Linked DNA regions of Homo sapiens: region 2 is linked to region 1. A link is a loop called in an ENCODE intact Hi-C map of the cell type or tissue named here. Cell type or tissue: Calu3. All regions are shown on one strand. Each heading gives the region's core, and the rest is flanking DNA. Links, peaks and the distances in the headings are about the cores only. Region 1 has its middle 12 kb from the start of RHBDD2. Region 2 overlaps POR (cytochrome p450 oxidoreductase).

What was found. A loop is a pair of places that touch in the nucleus more often than their neighbours do. Peaks named below come from ENCODE experiments on the same cell type or tissue, not always from the same donor. Only the 100,000 strongest peaks of a DNase experiment are listed, where the experiment ranks them.
Region 2: it touches region 1 in a loop (3-fold over the local background); 13 of 110 quality-filtered maps call a loop at or near these places.

The regions. Positions count from the first base shown.
Region 1 is chr7:75,864,079-75,870,226 of GRCh38, reverse strand. No RefSeq gene overlaps it. Among named protein-coding and RNA genes, the nearest start is that of RHBDD2, 12 kb to the left of the region's middle. RefSeq lists an enhancer at 3,402-3,696. In Calu3, for the core only: a CTCF peak has its summit at 3,586 (motif pointing left); a DNase peak (open chromatin) is centred at 3,576.
Region 2 is chr7:75,953,027-75,960,295 of GRCh38, reverse strand. POR (cytochrome p450 oxidoreductase) reads right to left here. Exons shown (of 16, transcript NM_001395413.1): 2 at 6,116-6,307. The coding sequence starts at 6,294. Among named protein-coding and RNA genes, the nearest start is that of SNORA14A, 13 kb to the right of the region's middle. RefSeq lists a silencer at 1,171-1,465. In Calu3, for the core only: no CTCF peak of the experiment used is centred there; DNase peaks (open chromatin) are centred at 2,775 and 3,065.

The sequences.
Region 1 (6,148 bases), core at 1,149-6,148:
AGTGGCATGATCATAGCTCACTGCAACCTCCACCTCCTGGGCTCAAGTGTTCCTCTTGCCTCGGCCTCCCAAGTGGCTGGTACTACAAGCACATGTCACCATGCACAGCTAATTTTTTTAATTTTTTTTTTTTGTAGAGATGGGGTTTCGCCAATCTGGTCTCAGACTCCTGGGCTCAAGCCATCCTCTTGCCTCAGCCTCCCAAAGTGTTGTGGTTATAGGTGTGAGTCACCGTACCTGGCTCCAAACCACTTTTGAAGCAAATAGATCTTACTACACATTCTACAGCAGGACAAGCAACCCACCACAAACGAATCAATCATGACGAAGCTAAATGAACAGCAGTCTATAATATAAAAACAAGAGCAGCTCAAGTGTAGAGTATAACCCAGGCGGCAAAGGCATTGGTCCTGTATTTGTGGGCACGTGTGCTGAAATTCCTGCAAGGCAGCCAGCCTTCTTGGAAAGATGTTGAGGAAACATTCTAAATACTAGAAATGTGCTGGTTTCTATTTATTTTATTTTTATTTTTATTTTTGAGATGGAGTCTTACTTTATCCCCCCGGCTGGAGTGCAGTGGCGTGATCTTGGCTCACTGTACCCTCCACCTACAAGGTTCAAGCGATGCTTCTGCCTCAGCCTCCTGAGTAGCTGGGATTATAGGCACCCGTCACCACGCCTGGCTAATGTTTTTGTATTTTTAGTAGAGACAGGGTTTCACCATGTTGGTCAGGCTGATCTCAAACTCCTGACCTCAGGTGATCCACCCGCCTTGGCCTCCCAAAGTGTTGGGATTATAGGTTTGAGTCACCATGCCTGGCCACAGCCAGCCTTCTTGGAAAGGTGTTGAGGAAGCATTCTAAATGCCAGAAATCTGCTGGTTTCAATTTATCAATTTAAACCTATATGACCTTCTATAATCCAGAAATTTATCAATAAGTAGCTCACGTCTGTAATCCCAGTGCTTTAGGAGGCTGAGGCAGGATCGCTTGAGGCCAAGCGTTTGAGACCAATCTGGGCAACATAGTGAGACTCCATCTCTACAAAAAATTTTAAAAATAAGCCTGGCATGGTAGCGCATGCCTGTAGTCCTGGCTACTCGGGAGGCTGGTGGGAGGATTGCTTGAGCCCAAAAGTTGGAGGCTGCAATGAGCTGATATCGCACCACCTCACTCCAGCTTGGGCAATAGACTGAAGAAAAAAAAAAAGGTAACTTTAGCATATAGAGAAATGAAAGTAATGTAAATGGAATTGGTTGTAATTCACCCATAAAGACCAAAGTTCTGTCTCTAAGATCTGAGTGCTATGGGGGATTTAAAGCTGACAAACACCAAGCATCACAGAACAGAGTAATTAATTTCTCCATTCACTCAAAAACATTTATAAAAATGTTATAGGCTGGGCATTGTGGCTCACGCCTGTCATCCCAGCATTTCGGGAGGCCGAGGCAGGTGGATCACGAGGTCAGGACTTCGAGACCAGCCTGGCCAACATGGTGAAACCCCGTCTCTACTAAAGATACAAAAAGTTAGGCGGACGTGGTAGCACGCGCCTGTAATCCCAGCTACTCAGGAGGCTGAGGTAGGAGAATTGCTTGAACCTGGGAGGCAGAGGCTGCAGTGAGCCGAGATCACGCCATTGCACTCCAGCCTGGGCGACACGGCGAGACCCCGTCTCAACCTTGTTCTGACTTTGCTGTAATAAGCATGCATGGTTAAGGCAATGAAAGCAATATATTGTAGAATTAACACTGAGCCTTGATCATCTTTACTTTCCCAAATTATTCCATTCCCCCATTCCCCACCTCATGCAGTATACATGGCAAAGGAAGATATTAAAATTTGAGCCAGTGATGAAAAATATTTATTTTTGACACATCAGCATTTTTTTGGTAAACAGAAGTTCTAGCTATATTGCCCAGGCTGGTCTCGAACTCCTGGCCTCAAGCAATCCTCCTGCCTTGGCCTTCCAAAGCACTGGGATTACAGACATGACTATATTGGCATTAAAAAAAAAAGTTTTATTAAAATTTTATTTACTGAGGCCGGGTGTGGTGGCTCACTCCTGTAATCCCAGCGCTTTGGGAGGCCAAGGCAGGAGGACTGCTTGAGGTCAGGAATTCAAGACCAGCCTGGTCAACATGCCAAAACCTCGTCTCTACTAAAAATACAAAAATTAGCCAGGTGTGGTGGCAGGCACCTGTGGTCCCAGCTACTCGGGAGGCTGAGGCAAGAGAATCGCTTGAACCCAGAAGGTGGAGGTTGCAGTGAGCCAAGATTGTGCCACTGCACTCCAGCCTGGGCAACAGAATGAAACTCCATCTTGAAAAAACCAAAAAGGTTTGATTTACTTACAATAAACTACATATAATTACAGTATAGATTTTGATACATTTTGACATATATATATACACACATATATATACACATATATACATATACATACATATATACACATATATATACATATACATACATATATATATACACACACCCATGAAACTATCACCACAATTTAGATAATGACATACCCACCACCCCCAAAAATTATATCTCACCCCTCTATAATCCCTTCTACTCTATAATCCCTGCCTTCTTTATCCCCAGGCAACCAATGGCTGCTTTGTGTCACTGTAGATTCGTTTAGATTTTCTAAAATGTTATATGAATGGAATCGTATAATATGCACTTGTGGTTTTGGCCTAGTTTCGTTCACTCAGCCAGATGATCTGACATTCATCATGTTGTTGCTTGTATCAATACTTCTTCCCGGCTGGGTGCAGTGGCTCATGCCTGTAATCCCAGCACTTTGGGAGGTTGAGGAGGGAGGATTGTTTGAGCCCAGGAGGTCCAGGCTGCAACAGTGAGCCATGATTGCGTCACTGCACTCCAGCCTGGGTGACAGAGCAAGACCCTGTCTAACATACACACACACACAGAGAGAGAGAGAGAGAGAGAGAGACAGACAGACAGATAGACAGACAGACAGAGAGAGAGTGTGTTGCGTGACTCAGCCTTTAAGCTTAGCTTTCCCTGTGGCATAAGTTTCGGGGGTTCTGAGATTTCACATTTTCCCTTTACAGGTGCATCGTAGGGTTTAGAAGGTGATATCTCACTTTGCACAGCTGAGACAGCTCTGGGACCAGTGCCAGGCATCCCACTTAGCCAGTTCTCGGGTGGTTCCTGGATTGACCCCCAACCTCCACTGCACATCTGCAGACACCTTGGGAAGGCACGGAATGACTGCAGGGATGGAATGGTTGAGGGTTGGGTGGGACCTGGACCTCATCCACCACCTGGGCATCCCAGGGGAGCAGGACATCAGGTCCCTCCAGCCCCCAACCCCGGGTGGTCCCAGCTTCTCAGGCCCGTGCCCCAGGGAGCAGTGCGGCTCCTTGTTCAACAGGAGGCTGTCATCGGTAGAACGCAGGGGTTGGTTGCCAGCTGCGGACTCCGGCTCATTTAACTGCTCTGCAGCCCCCACGCCGGGTCCTCACTGCCCCGTGGTAGATGGACAGCTGGGTTTGGCTTCCTCTGGTCTGATGGAGAAATGGCCTCATCCCAAAGCAGAATACTGTCCTCTGCTGGCTGGCCTGTGACATGGCTCACTTACAGACGATGGCTTTAAACAGGCACCCCAATGCCCCAATTTCCCCAGGTCCATCGTACCTTCGGGCAATCCCCCAAAGTTATGAAACTGCAGCCTGCCTTCCCTAGCATTCATGTGCCATGCTCTCTTTCCCCACATTCATAGGATGGGCACAGTCTGCAGGTCCACTGCCCAAGCACACATCCCCTTGGGAAGAAATGCCAACTCCCTCCCAACCCTGCTGGCTGGCATCCCTTAGATGTGTCCAACACTTGCCTTCAGCAGGGCATGGGAAGCGAGACAGGCAGGAGTCAAATAGTGTAGGCAAGCCCTTGGAGGCCATGGCGAGGAAAGTAGATGCTGTTTCCAAGGACAGTGGGAAGTTGCTTAGAGAGGTTAAGCTGGGAGGGTAATGACTAATGACCCATTTATATTTTCGAAGGAATGGGAAACAAGCACTCAAAAACATTGCTGATGAGATCGAAAATGGGTGCAATTTTTTTTTTTTTTTTTGAGACCGACTCTCGCTCTGTCACCCAGGCTGGAGTGCAGTGGTGCAATCTCGGCTCACTGCAGCTTCCATCTCCCAGGTTCAAGTGATTCTCCTGCCTCAGCCTCCTGAGTAGCTAGGATTATAGGTGCACGCCAGCACGGCTGGCTAATTTTTGTTTGTTTGTTTTTTGAGATGGAGTCTCCCTCTGTCACCCAGGCTGGAGTGCAGTGGCGCGATCTCGGCTCACTGCAACCTCTGCCTCCTGGGTTCAAGCAATTCTCCTGTCTCAGCCGCCCAAGTAGCTGGGACCACAGGCACCCACAACCACACCTGGGTAATATTTGTATTTTTAGTGGAGACGAGCTTTTACCATATTGGTCAGGTTAGTCTCGAACTCCTGACCTCAGGTGATCCACCTGCCTTGGCCTCCCAAAAGGCTGGGATTACAGTCATGAGCCACCGCACCCAGCTGGGTGCAATTTCTATAGAAGGGAATCTGACAATATCTATCAAAATGACAAATGTACATATATTTGATCAATTTCACTTCTAGGATTCTAACTTGTAGATATCCTTGCTTAAGTGCAAAGTGGTTTAAGAAGTTATTCATTGCAGCATTGACTGCCAGAATAAATGATTAGAGATGACCCAGATGTCGATCAATGTGGGAATGATTAATAAATTATGGCGCGTCCTTTTTTTTTTTTTTTTTGAGACATATTGCTGTGGTGGGATCTCAGCTCACTGCAACCTCCGCCTCCCAGATTCAAGCGATTCTCCTGCCTCAGCCTCCCAAATAGCTGGGATTACAGGTGTGTGCCACCATGACCTGCTAATTTTTTGTATTTAGTAGAGACGGGGTTTCACCACGTTGGCCAGGCTGGTCTCAAACTCCTGACCTCAGGTAATCCACCCACCTCAGCCTCCCAAAGTGCTGGGATTACAGGCATGAGCCACCATGCCTGGCCAATAAATTATGGTGTGTCCTTTTGAAGTAATCCTCTGCAGTCATAAAACCAAAAAAAAAAAAAAACCCCAAACTAAGGAAGCTAGTATCCATACAGAATGCTACCTAAAATATTTTATTGAGAGAGGCAAGGTTCCTAACAGTGATTATAGTATGTTACACAAATAACAAAAGGCTTTAAAAGGTATAGGAGAGGCTAGGCACAGTGGCTCATGTCTGTAATCCCAGCACTTTGGGAAGCTGAGGTGGGAGGATCACTTGAGCCTGGGAGTTCGAGGCTACAGTGAGCTATGTTCACAACACTACACTCCAGCCTGGGTGACAGAGAGAGACCCTGTCTCAAATATATATATATTTTGAAACAGGCCAGGCACAGTGGTTCATGCCTGTAATCACATTGCTTTGGGAGGCTGATGCAGGAGGATCTCTTGAGTCCAGGAGTACAAGACCAGCCTTGGCAACATAGTGAGATACTGTCTTTACAAAAATATTTTTTATGTTAGCCATGCATGGTGATGTGTGCCTGTAGTCCCAACTACTTAGGGGGCTGAGGCAGGAGGATCGCTTGAGCCAAGGAGGTCAAGGCTACGGTGAGCTATGATCATGCCACTGCCCTCTAGCCTGAGTGAGACACAGTAGGACCTTGACTCAAAAAAAAAATTAATTAATTTAAAAAGAAACAAAAAAGATTACTCTGGCTGTTGTGTGGAAGGAGGCAAGAGTGAAAATGGTTCATTTCACCATTTTTTTTCTTCCCTTTTTTTTTTTTTGAAACTAGAGTCTTGCTCTGTCACCCTGGCTGGAGTGCAGTGGTGTGATCTTGGCTCACTGCATCCTCTGCCTCCCAGGTTCAAACAATTCTCCTGCCTCAGCCTCCCAGTAGCTGGGACTACAGGTGCCCACCAGCATGCCCGGCGAGTTTTTTGTATTTTTAATAGAGACAGGGTTTCACCATGTTGGCCAGGCTGGTCTCGAACTCCTGACCTCCAGTGATCCACCCACCTCAGCCTCCTAAAGTGCTGGGATTACAGGCATGAGCTACCTGTCTGGCTCATCTCACCATTTTCTGTAGGTGGTGCAGGAATCCTGGAAAGAGATGA
Region 2 (7,269 bases), core at 924-5,923, 90 kb before region 1:
ATTTTGAGAGGGGGTCTTGCTCTGTCGCCCAGGCTGGAGTGCAGCGGTGTGAGCTCGGCGCTCGGCAGCCTTGGCATCCCAGGCTCAGGTGATCCTCTCACCTCAGCCTCCTGAGTAGCTGGGACTACAAGCGTATGCTACCGTGCCTGGCTAATTTTTGTATTTTTTCCGTAGAGACAGGGTTTCGTCATGTTGCCAGGCTGATCTTGAACTCCTGGGCTCAAAGCAATCCACCTGCCTCGGCCTCCTGAAGTGTGGGATTCCAGGCGTGAGCCACCACACCTGGCAGGAAGAGCCATTTATTATCATTACTGCTACTATTATTATGAAAAAGAACTTGTTGCTCATTACCACTCCTCTCTAACAAGTCATTAATTGCTATTACAAACAGTCCAAAAGACCTCCCCGGGAGGGATAAAACAATGTTCATGGAATAGAAAGCTCAATATTGTAGGATGTCAACTCTTCCCATATTAATATACAGATTCAATCCAATTCCAACAAAAATCCCACTGGGTTTTTTGTTTTAAAAATGTGTTTGGCCCCGTACAGTGGCTCACACCTGTAATCCCAGTATTTTGGGACGCCCAGGCGGATGGATCACTTGGGGTCAGGAGTTTAAGACCAGCCTGGCCAACGTGGTGAAACTCCATCTCTACTAAAAATACAAAAATTAGCCGGGCATCATGGTGGGTGCCTGTAATCCCAGCAACTTGGGAGGCTGAAGCAAGAGAATCGCTTGAGCCCCAGAGGCAGAGGTTGCAGTGAACTGATATCGCGCCATAGCACTCCAGCCTGGGTGACAGGGCGAGACCGTGTCTCTAAAACAAAATAAATAAATGCCAATTCTAGAAGCCACCAGAAATCATGGTGAGAGTTCCTGATATAGCCCTGGGCCACATACCTTCCTCACACTAAGCCCTATTACTCCCTACTGCTCTGTGGCTATAACAGAAATCACCTGTGCTCACTGAAATACCGGTAGCCAGGGACACTGATGTGGGATTTAGAATAGGAGATCTAGGCTTGAGGCCTGGTTGTATCAGCTAGGTGACCTTTCTGAGCCTCAGTTTTCTCCTATTTTTTATAGAGACAGGGCCTTGCTACGTTGCCCAGGCTGGTCTCCAACTCCTGGGCTTAAGCAATCCTCCTGCCTTGGCCTCCCAAAGAGCTGGGATCACAAGTGTGAACCACTACACCCAACTTCCTGCTCTGTAAAATAACATCTACAGGCTGAATGTCCCTAATCTAAAATCTGAAATCTGAAACTTTTTGAGCGTCAACATGATCCTCAAAGGGAAGAATCATTGGAGCATTTCAGATTTTCAGATAAGAAATGCTCATCTGGTGAGTATAATGCAAACATTCCAAAGTCCAAGATCTGAAACACTTCTGGCAAGCACTTCAGATAAGGAATACTCTCCTTGTCGGTAAATTAACAAATTAACACCACTCTTTTTTGTTTATTGTAGAGATGGCGGGGGGGTGGGGGTCTCCCTATGTTGCTCAGGCTGGTCTTGAACTCCTGGCTCAAGCAATCTTTGTGCCTCAGCCTCCCTAAGCACTGGGATTACAGGCGTGAGCCACCATGCCAGGCCTATTAACACTATCTTAGGAGACTAACACTATCGTAGGAGGCCTATTAACACTAAATTAGGAGCAGCATGGCAAAGTAGAGAAAACATGGCTTGTGGAGCTTGCAGACTTCATTCAAAAGCCAACTCTGCTGCTATTTAGAAGTTAGGTGGCCTTGGGCAAACTCTGCAATCCCTGGCACCTCGGTTTCTTCATCCGCAAAATGGGCTGCTCATGTCTTCGTGGAAGGGCTCTTGTAAGACTGGAGATGGTATTAATAAAAAGGATAAAAATAATAACACACTCCAGGCATGGTGGCTCACGCCTGTAATCCCAGCACTTTGGGAGGCCGAGGCAGGCAGACTGCTTGAGCCCAGGAGTTTCAGACCAGCCTGGGCAACATTGTTAGATGTCCATTTGTACAAAAAATATAAAAATTAGCCAAGGGTGGTGGTGCACGCCTGTAGTCCCAGCTACTTGGGAGGCCAAAGTGGGAGGATCTCTTGAGCCTGGGAGGCGGAGGTTGCAGTGAGCCGAGATCGTGCCAGCGTATTCCAGCCTGAACGACAGAGTGAGACCCTGCCTCAAAATAAATAAATAAATAGTAACAATCCATAACACCTGAGAGCCTACTATGCACCAGGAACTGAGCAAAGAGCTCTATGATGGATTAACTCAGTTTTCACAGCCTTATGAGGTAAGTACTACTACTACCTCCAGCTTACAGTTGGGGACACAGACTTGGAAAGATCAAGTCACCTGGCTGATGTCAGATGGCTAATGTGGGAGAGTCAGTACTCAACCTTGAGCACCCAACTTCAGGGTCCAGAATGTAGCCATGGTACTAGAAATATTTGTCTTGTACAGCGTACAGGTAAAAGCCCTGGCTGCAGCAGGCATCCAGTGTGATTTAATGAGGGAAGAGACAAGACTCTGGAAACTGCATATCTCCACACACATAAGGTTAGAAGATCATGATTAGGTGGAGGGAACAGAATTTCAGCATCCTGGCAAAGAGGAACAGTGAGAATCAACAAAAAAATACAAGTGCTTTGGGACCCTACAGCTCCCACAGTCTACAGGTTTTATGTCAACTTCCTCTTGTAAGGCCAGGGAGGTGACAGCGAGAACAGATGAGCTATGAGAGGAATGCTGCCTCCCTTGGTGGCAAGCTCCGCAGGCTCCCAGGGCCAACCCACGTCCTCACTCACGGCGGTGGGGCGGAACTTCCATTTTACAGATGAGGGAACAAGGGCCAGTTCAGGAGCTGGGTCCTGGACCCTGGTCTCTTTATCTTGAGTACTACTACGCTTTTTTATCAAAAGTACTATTCCACACCAGCAATGCCCCGTGTACCAGCCCTGGACAGGATGGGCTGGATTCCAGCTGATCTGCCCTTCCTATATCGGGCCCTCTGCTCTAAAGTCCTTTCAGCTTCAGGGTGTGGCTCTACCTTTAAGAACCTGCCCAACACCCCTCCTGCAGGACTTGGTCTGATCCCCACACCAATTCCTTCTCTCTTAGAGCTGGCGGAGCCTGTCTCTCCAGCCTGTGCCCTGGGCACATCCCATAACCTCTCTGAGAGCAGAAATGAGGCAACCCACGCTACCTAACGCACGGCGCTGTTGCAAGGAGGCCCTGATTAGACAATGTAGGTTAAAGCAGTTCACAAAGCATTTCTAAAAAGTACGCTGTGGCCGGGTGTGGTGGCTCACGCCTATAATCCCAGCACTATGGGAGGCAGAGGCAGGCAGCTCACCTGAGGTCGGGAGTTTGAGACCAGCCTGGCCAACATGGTGAAACCCCGTCTCTACTAAAAATACAAAAATTAGCCAGGCGTGGTAGCATGTGCCTGTAGTCCCAGGCACTCGGGAGACTGAGGCACGAGAATCGCCTGAACCCGGGAGGCGGAGGTTGCAGTGAGCCGAGATTGCACCACTGCACTCCAGCCTGAGTGACAAGAGCAAAAGTCTGTCTCAAAAAAAAAAAAACTATGTTGCAACACCCTCATTTTCCAGCTTAACATAAATGCTGGCTCTGTGGTCCTGATCGTGCCCGTCATAGTGCCTGGCACGAAATACGATCAACGCAAACACTACACAGCTCCTATCCCTCAGGGGCAGTGCTAGGTGAGTTTATAGACTCTTCCTCATTTAAGACAAAAGCCCCACAAGATTGGGAATACTGCCTCCATTTAGCAGGTGAGGAAACTGAGGCAGAATGAGGTTAAGGTCTCGCCCAGGGTTCACTCACCACTAGAGCGTAAGCTTGATGAAGACAGCATTCATCTATTTTCTTCACTGCTGCAGCCACACACCTTAGCATAGTGTCTGGGACACTGTAGGTAGGGCCTCAGGAAATGTTTGCTCAGTGAGTCAATGATGGAGATAAGATTGAACCCAGTTTTGTTTTGTTTTGTTTTGTTTTTGAGACGGACTCTGTCTCCCAGGCTGGAATGCAGTGGCGCATTCTTGGCTCACTGCAACCTCTGCCTCCTGGGTTCAAGCGATTCTTCTGCCTCAGCTTCCCTAGTAGCTGAAATTACAGGCATGCACCACCACGCCCAGCTAGTTTTTGTATTTTCGGTAGAGACGGGGTTTCGCCATGTTGGCCAGGCTGGTCTCGAACTCCTGACCTCAAGTGATTTCTCCCGCCTCGGCCTCCCAAAGTGGTGGAATTACAGACGTGAGCCGCTGTGCCTGGCCCTGAACCCAGTTTTTAAAAATGTAAAACTAATTCCCTGTCCATGGTATAAGAACTGTGTTGTGTGAATATCTGCTTTACGGTGTGAAGGCTGTAAGTGTTCTGGCGGGGAAGGCTGATACCCAGATTGGAATAGGGAATCGGGATTTGATGTGAGCGGCATGCTTCACCATGCCCAGCCTTGGAGAATGACTTTTCTGTGTGGCTTGTTCCTGCCAAGACAGCCACAGCCTTGGACTGGAACTGACATGACAGATGGCCCCCACTGGTGTCAGCACCAGCCCAGGGTGGCCCTGGGGTGCAAGCTAAGGCTGCAGCTGGGACTGGGTCCCCTGAAGACAGACAGAATGAAAGGGGTTCTGGTCTGAGAATGGCTCCCAATCCTGCCCCTGAGACCTGCCCCTTGCCAAATCCAGGGAGTCCCTGAAGGCAGCAGGCCCGTGCCCCTGGAGTTCCCTCGGCTCAGACCTGACCTGGCAGGTCCCCACTCAAACCTGGCTGCGGGCCCCTGGAGTCTGAGACTGGTGTTAAACACAGCCAAGCGTAACCGCAGGAAGTAATTCTGGCCGCAGGACCCTAAAATCTGGAGAATGACTTTTCCGTGTGGCTTATGGAAATCAATCTTGGAGAGACAGGGATGCAGTCACTTAGGCAGACCTTCGGTATCATTTTTTTCTGTCTACATACCATCTATACTATTATTTCCTTAACGTTTTTCTTTTAACTAATCCATCTTTTTCACTTATTCTTAAAAGGAAGCTTCATGAAAAGTTTAAAAGAGCAACAAAATAAGGCCTGTCCAAAGATTTTGTGCTCATTAGCACATAGCCTTCCAGGTGGCTACAGCCTTAAAAAGACTTTAAAATGCCAATTCTAGGCTGGGTACAGTGGCTCACGCCTGTAATCCCGACACTCTGGGAGACCAAGGTGTGCGGATTGCTTGAGTCCAGGTGTTCGAGACCAGCCCGGGACATGGCAAATCCCTGTCTCTATAAAAAAATACAAAAATTGACTGGGCGCAACGGCTCACACCTGTAATCCCAGCACTTTGGGAGGCCGAGGTGGGCGGATCACTTGAGGTCAGGAGTTTGAGACCAGCCTGGCCAACATGGTGAGACCCTGTCTCTACTAAAAATACAAAAAATAGCCAGGCGTGGTGGCGGGCACCTGTAATCCAAGCTACTCAGGAGGCTGAGGCAGAAGAATTGCTTGAGCCTGGGAGGCAGAGGTTGCAGTGAGCCGAGATCGCACCGCTGTACTCCAGACTGGTTGAAAGAACAAGATTCTGCTTCAAAAAAAAAAAAAAAAAAATTAGCTGGGCATAGTGGTGCACACCTTTAGTCCCAGCTACTCGGGAGGCTGAGGTGGGAAGACTGCCTGAGCCTGGGAGGTGGAGATTACAGTGAACCTTGATCGTGCCACCGCCATTGCACTCCAGCCTGGGCAATACAGTGAGACCATGTCTCCAAATAAATAAATAAATAAATAAATGGAAAAAAGGGTTCCAGCTCTAGCGCTGCTATTGCTGGCTAATGACCCTGGCAGGCCCGTTAACATTCTTGAGCCCCCGGTTCTTAATCTGTAAACTGGTGTCATTTTCGCAGTGCTTCCTGTGAAGGTCATATAAACAGCAGATAGAAAAGGGCCTTATAAACCCCACATAAGAGATGATTAAGGGAGAGCTCAAGCACAATCTAGCAAGAAGGCAAAACCCAAGAGTCACCCCAAAATGCTACAAGGAGCCTTGCTTCTTTCAGCCTGAGGCCCGCATGCAGGACACTGCTTGGAGTGGTGACAGAAGAGGGACAGAGAGAGGAGGCTGAGAGGCGGCACTTACAATGTCTGAATTTTGGTGAACTCGGGGACTTCTTCTTTTTTCTTTCTGAAGAGGAACCAGTAGGTTAGGAGACCCACGATGAGCGAAAACAGAATCATGTCCGTCATGCTGAAAAGAGATACTTCTTCGGCCACCGCCTCGGACACGGTGGAGCTGGTGTCCACGTGGGAGTCTCCCATGTTGATCATGAAACTGTTAGGAGACAGAAACAGCAGATGTCAGCAGAGGGTAGCAGGGTGCCCCTGAGGCTGGCTGGGGTGCCCACCTAAATGCTGGGCCTTGCCCCTGGGGCTGCAGGAAATGGTCACTGCACGGGGTAGGAGAAGGGGCTCACTCAGCCAGGTTCCTGCCAAGACAGCCACAGTCTTGGACTGGGGCTGACATAACAGACAGCCCCCAGTGGTGTCAGCACCAGCCCAGGGTGGTCCTGGGGTGCAAGCTAAGGCAGCAGCTGGGACTGGGTCCCTGGAAGACAGAGAAAATGACAGCCACTGACTCTCAGTGTGCTGGAACATCCTCTAATCCCACAAGGACACCGCACGGGGGGCAGGCGGGAGGAAGTGCACGCAAGAGTGGACCATTTCGCAGCAAACCCTTTCCCCAGCTGTGTGGCTGGCGGGGGTTGCCCTAAACCCTGCATGTTCCAAGTCTCCAGGCCTGGCCCTTGAGTGGCTCCTGATATTCACGAGCCTTGGACTATCCTGACTGGCAAGAGTGTCTCTGTATTCCTAAAACCTTGGGCTATGAAGGTAGTTCCTGTTAACAATGAGATTTATGGTGAATGCCTGCTTTCCTATGCCTGGGAGTCTTTTTTTTTTTTTTTTAAGAGACAAAGTCTGGTCCCTCCCCCTCCCCCTCCCCCTCCCTCTTTCCACGGTCTCCCTCTGATGCCCAGCCGAAGCTGGACTGTACTGCTGCCATCTCGGCTCACTGCAACCTCCCTGCCTGATTCTCCTGCCTCAGCCTGCCGAGTGCCTGCGATTGCAGGCGCGCGCCGCCACGCCTGACTGGTTCTCGTATTTTTTTGGTGGAAACGGGGTTTCGCTGTGTTGGCCGGGCTGGTCTCCAGCTCCTAACCGCGAGTGATCCTCCAGCCTCGGCCTCCCGAGGTGCCGGGATTGCAGACGGAGTCTCGTTCCCTCAGTGCTCAATGG